Regions from separate parts of the Homo sapiens genome. Here region 1 is linked to region 2. A link is an interaction called in ENCODE POLR2A ChIA-PET data of the cell type or tissue named here. Cell type or tissue: Panc1. All regions are shown on one strand. Links, peaks and the distances in the headings refer to the core of each region. The heading gives the core; the rest is flanking DNA. Region 1 overlaps SORCS1 (sortilin related VPS10 domain containing receptor 1). Region 2 has its middle 10 kb from the start of SORCS1.

Region 1 (2,927 bases), core at 278-2,777, 83 kb after region 2:
TGATAGGCAGATTGTGTAAGGCTTCTCCATCCACCATAGGGAATGTGGCTTTTATTCTGAGGGAGATTTCAAACAGGGAGTGACATGAAAGACTCAGTTTTTTTTTTTTTTTGAGACTGAGTCTCACTCTGTCGCCAGGCTGGATGCCAGGCTGCAGTGATGTGATCTCAGCCCCCTGCAACCTCCTTGTCCCGGGTTCAAGCGATTCTCCTGTCTCAGCCTCCCAAGTAGCTGGGACTACGGGCACACACCACCATACCCAACTAATTTTTGTATTTTTAGTAGAGACAGGGTTTCACTGTGTTGGCCAGGATGGTTTCTATCTCTTGACCTTGTGATCTGCCCTCCTCGGCCTCCCAAAGTGTTGGGATTACAGGCGTGAGCCACCACGCCTGGCCGAAAGACTCGCTTTGTAAGTGAATTGCTCTAGTTGAGAATAGAGTGAAGGGGAGAGGGTATAATGAAGAGATGTCATTCAGGATGCTATTTCAGACATTGAAGCATGTTTCAGACCGGAGATGTTTCAGACCAGGGATGCAGCACTGTCGGTCAATCGAAGTGTGTATGTGCTGGGCATATATGTGGAAATCAGTCATACATTTTGGGAACCAGTACTGCATCTTGGTTAAAAAAAATCATGGCTCTGCAGTCAGGCGGCTTGAGTTCAAATTGTAGTTTGAGTGCTTACTAGCAATGGAATCTTGAAGAATTCCACTAAAGCATAAGCTGCATGAGGCTTTTGTAAGGATTAAATGAGAAATGACTGAAAAGTACCAAAGAAAGCTCCCTAGCTCATAAAACTTAAATCATTACCTGGCATTATTATTGCTATGGTTTCTTTCCTTATTGAACTTGAGAAAAGTTGGAATCATGAAGCAGTAAGGTTTTTTTTTTTTTTTTTTTTTTTCATGGTCTTCTTTTAGCCCGTGAACCTGGGAATATTTTCCAAAAAGCTGAAAGTGCTTTTCAGGATTTGTCTGGCATAGGTACTTAGAAGTAAAATATAAAGCCTTCTGTTTCTCAAGTCCTGCACTTGGTTTTCCAGTGAAAAGCCACAAAAAGATATACTTGGCATCTTATGGTTATTGAGAAAAGGGTGTAAAAATAAAGTTGTGATAGCTCTCTCACAGCAGGTTGCTTAGTTCTTAAGCCTGTTCTTTGCTAATCTGTAGTATGTGTTTGATTCCTGAATGGGAGCTCAGTAAGAAGAATGAAGGAGCCCAGCATCTGACTGGCAGGCATATTGGACTGCAGCCTTGTCATGTGCAAGGCAGGGAGAACGATACCATTGAGAGTAGAGCAGCACTAGCTGTCATGCATTCAGCACTTAAGTGTGTGCCAAGCCCTATGCTTGCATTGCCTCTCACCATGCAATATGGATGATATTATCCCTCAATACTACTCAGCTTCCACAACCATAAACAATGATCTCCTGAAGAATTCTTGTCTCTCATCCTGGTTTTCACTGCAGAAAGAGCTCGTGTCAGTCTTGGGCAACATCAGCTCCTGAAGCGTTCTTGGCATCTTAGAATCACACAGAGGATGTATCATGCAGTTTGAGAGTCTCTCTCTTTCCTAAGCTCCAATTTTGCAGTTGCCTTTAGTATGGCTTCCAATCCTTCTGCTTAGAAGCATTTCTGAACTTCAGATGTATGGATGTACCTGCTTTACCACATTTTCATAGTTGGCTTAAGCAAGAGATCTTTTTATCTTCCTTCCTAAATCAACTTTCAATATTCTTAAATCACCTTTGCAGCTCTTCTCGGAAATCTCTTAGATTTACTGGCCTGTTTTGGTCCTGTAGGTACTCTGCTAGATACTGATGTGCAGTGTCGTGTACTCTGATGGCATTATGTAGGAGCTCATTCATACATAAAGACAGGATAATCAGAGAGTGAGTGATGGGTCATGAAACTGTGTGGCAGCTACTTGGCCATTGCAGAATATTAAGATTTTTGCATTTTACCATCTGGAAGAGTGAAAAGAGTTGAAGAAAATAAAATGTAGCCAAATGGATCATTTAGGCTTTGAAGGACCAAAGTCCAGCTGTTAGAGGCACATGGGGGTCTCCAGCAGTTACTCTATCTTGAAGGGACTCTCAGGTAAGCAATATTTCAGAAGATGATTGAATCTCGGTGACTTATTCTCCTCCACCTGGATCCTTAATGTAGCAGCAAATGAACTCGGTCTCTGGAATTTGAAGTTCATGCCCATGCATAAAATGTTAAAGATGACTTTAAAACAGACACTCCATTCATCTTCCCAAGTTTATGGGACTGTCAGGAGGCCAGAGGCACAAGTTTGGAAACATCAGAAGATTTATCCTCCAGGAAATGGAAATTAATGTCCCATCTTAATCTCAGCCATCCTCCTCCTGTTTATATGACCACATTAAATGATGAAACAATGGATTGTTATCATCAGAAGGCTGACTCATAGAAAAGGGAGAGAGGACAGCAGCATTTGCTTTGAATCCTAAGGAGTCAGTCATCACCGATGCTGGGGAACCCATAAGCAGGTGGTGAGGATTATGGGATTTATCAGGGAAGGCTCAAATGGGGCTACTCACCAGCTCTGTTGCATAGGCAGGAAGGGATTAGTAGAAGAGTCATGTCAGCAGCAGCTGCGTGATGAGATTTGTGACAAAATGTGGTAAAGGATGCTGCATGAACTACTTTTGTTGGTATTTTCCCATGATGAACCATAACAGAGGGCTTGGGTCTCCCTCGCTTTTACTTTTTCCTCTAGACACCTCATGGAGATAGAGCTTTTCTTTCCCATGTGTTTACTCTCTTCTAGGTCACTGGCTATCTTTTCTTTCATTTCACTCACCAATTGTGTGTGTACGTGTGTGTGTGTGTGTGTGTGTGTACTTTAGAATAGATACCTGGCTGTATTGGACAATCAATTCTAGATCCAGTGTTGCT
Region 2 (2,927 bases), core at 120-2,619:
CTGCAGCAAGAAGTGATCACACCACTGCACTGCACTCTAACCTGGGCGACAGGAAAGCCCGTTTCAAAAAAAAAAGAAAAAAAGAAAGAGAGAGAGAGAGAAAGAAAGAGAGAAAGGAAGAAAGGCAGGAAAAGAAGGAAGAAAGAAAGAGAAAAGGAAGGAAGGAAGGAAGGAAAACAGGGAAGGAGGGAGGAAGGAAGGAAGGAAGGATTACATATAATACTTTTTAATAACTCATGAATCAAAAAAGAAATAACAATGGAGATATTTTAAAAGTTAAACTAAGTGGTAATGAGTGGGTCATATCAAAACGTGTGAGATGCAGCTAAAGCAGTGATTATAGGGGAATAAAAAGTTTCAAATATATGTACACATATATATGTGTGTATATAAGCAGAAATAAAGCAAAATATACAAAAGAATAACTCAAATTTGCTTTTAACAATTAATAAACCTGATAAACTTCTAGTAAGTTTGATCAAGGACAATGAAAGAAAACAAAAATTACCCATATCAGAAATCAAGAAGAGGACATTAATATAGATCTAACAGATAGCAAAATGATAAGAGTAATACAATAATAAAACAAATTTATATCAATAGATTTGAAAATTCAGATGCAATGAATAAAGTATTTGAAAAACACAATGTACCAAAACAAACACAAAAAGAAATAAACTGGCTGGGCACGGTGGCTCACACCAATAATCCCCAGCACTTTGGGAGACCAAGGTGGGAGTATCACTTGAGATCAGGAGTTTGAGACCAGCCTGGGTCACATGGTGAAACCCCGTCTCTACCAAAAATACAAGCATTAGCCAGGCATGGTGGCACACACCTGTAATCCCAGCTACTCGGGAAGCTGACAAGAGAATCACTTGAACCTGGGAGGCAGAGGTTGCAGTGAGCCAAGATCACGCCACTGCACTCCAGCCCGGGTGACAGAGCGAGATTCCATCTAAAAGAAAGAAAGAAAGAAAGAAATCTAAATAGGTTGATAAATAGTAAATAAAGCTTCCCATAAAGTAAACTCCAGATCCAAGTAATGTCAGTGGTTATTTCATTCAAACAAATAAGGAAGAAATAACACTAATCTTACACGAACTCCCCCAGAATATAGAGAAAGGGTGAACTCTTATCAGCTTGCTTTATGGTGCCACTTTAACCTTGATTTCAAAATCCATTAAGGACATTATACAAAAGGGAATTAAAAGACAGGATATCTCATGAATATACTTGCAAAAATCCTAAACAAAATATAAACAAATCAGATTCAACACTATAATAAAATAAAATGTTTTGTTCAAGTGGAGTTTGTTCTAGGAAGGTAAAATTAGCTTCACATTTGATAATTAGTTAATATTGACAGAACAGAGGAGAAAAACGTGACCATATTGCAAGATGTGGAAAGGCATATAATAAAATTCAAAACCTATTCGTGTTGTTAAAATGTCAGCAAATTAGGAATTTAAAAAATTAATATAATAAAGTGATTGGCAAGAAAAACTCCAGTAAACAGCATACTTCACAGTGAAATAATAAAACCTTTCCCCCTGCTCTTGAGCCAATTTTCCCCATACAATATTTTAAATTATTACCATTTCTATTCAATATCATATTCATCTTGCTAGCCAAACAATCATCAACCAATCAATGGTAGATATATTTCAAATAGAGAAGTAGAATTTTAATATGCACATATCCTTAAGTACATAAAAATTCTAAAGGGCCCTAAAAATTATTAAAATTAATAAGTATAATTAACAATTTCACCAGATATAAGGTCAATATAAAATTAATTTTGTTTTTATATTCTAGCAATAATCAATTAAAAATTAAGATAAAGAGATCATAGTCACAATGCCACCAAATACCTTAAGTAACTGAAAATAAATGTATTGAAAGATGTGGCCGGGTGCGGTGGCTCATGCCTGTAATCCCAGCACTTTGGGAGGCCGAGACGGGTGGATCACGAGGTCAGGAGATCGAGACCATCCTGGCTAACACGGTGAAACCCCATCTCTACTAAACAAAATACAAAAAATTAGCCGGGAATGGTGGCGGGCGCCTGTAGTCCCAGCTACTCGGGAAGCTGAGGCAGGAGAACGGCGTGAACCCGGGAGGCGAAGCTTGCAGTGAGCCGAGATGGCGCCACTGCACTCCAGCCTGGGTGACAGAGCAAGACTCCATCTCAAAAACAACGACAAAAAAAGAAGGATGTGCAGGATTTCCATATTGGAAAACTAACAAATATTGCTAAGAGAATTTAAAGATCAAAATAAATGCAGAAAAATAATATATTAATGGATGGGAGGTCTCAATATTTTTAAAATACTGATTTATCCCTGATTGATCTATACATACAATGCAATCCTATTAAAAAGTCCATCATTCCTAGAAGTTGACAATGAGATTCTAGAACACGCTGGAAGAACTAAGGGACTTCATATCAGGTTTTATGATGTATTATGATGTTCTAATAATTAAGAAGTGCTTTGTTAGCACAAAATTTGACAAACTTGATGCATTAAGGAGAATAGAAAATTCAGAAACAATCACACACACGTAGTCACTTGACTTCAATAAATGTGCCATGGCAATATGATAGGAAAAGGATTCTTAAATTTTAAATTAATGGTGCTGAGTTCATTGATATCCATATACTACAACATGAACCTTGAACCTTACTTCATGCCATATACATACAAAGAAATTCCAGATGGATTATAGATATAAATGATAAAACAATACAGCTTCTAGAAAAAATTTCACAAACATGAGGTAGGAAAAGATTTATTAAACTGAAAATAAAAAGCATTAGCCATAAAGAAAAGGTTTGAAGTAATTGATAAATTGAATTACATCATATTAAGAACTTCTTTTCCCTTTTAGCTGTTATTGAATATATTTATGAGGTATAACATGAT

Evidence for each region. ChIA-PET counts read pairs that join two places held together with the same protein. Peaks named below come from ENCODE experiments on the same cell type or tissue, not always from the same donor. Only the 100,000 strongest peaks of a DNase experiment are listed, where the experiment ranks them.
Region 1: POLR2A ChIA-PET joins it to region 2 with 13 read pairs; 2 of 35 experiments call an interaction of 5 or more read pairs at or near these places.

What each region holds. Positions count from the first base shown.
Region 1 is chr10:107,090,864-107,093,790 of GRCh38, reverse strand. The region is part of intron 1 of SORCS1 (sortilin related VPS10 domain containing receptor 1); the gene reads left to right. Among named protein-coding and RNA genes, the nearest start is that of SORCS1, 72 kb to the left of the region's middle. In Panc1, for the core only: no CTCF peak of the experiment used is centred there; a DNase peak (open chromatin) is centred at 1,334.
Region 2 is chr10:107,173,490-107,176,416 of GRCh38, reverse strand. It overlaps a transcript of SORCS1 not described here. Among named protein-coding and RNA genes, the nearest start is that of SORCS1, 10 kb to the right of the region's middle. In Panc1, for the core only: no CTCF peak of the experiment used is centred there; no DNase peak of the experiment used is centred there.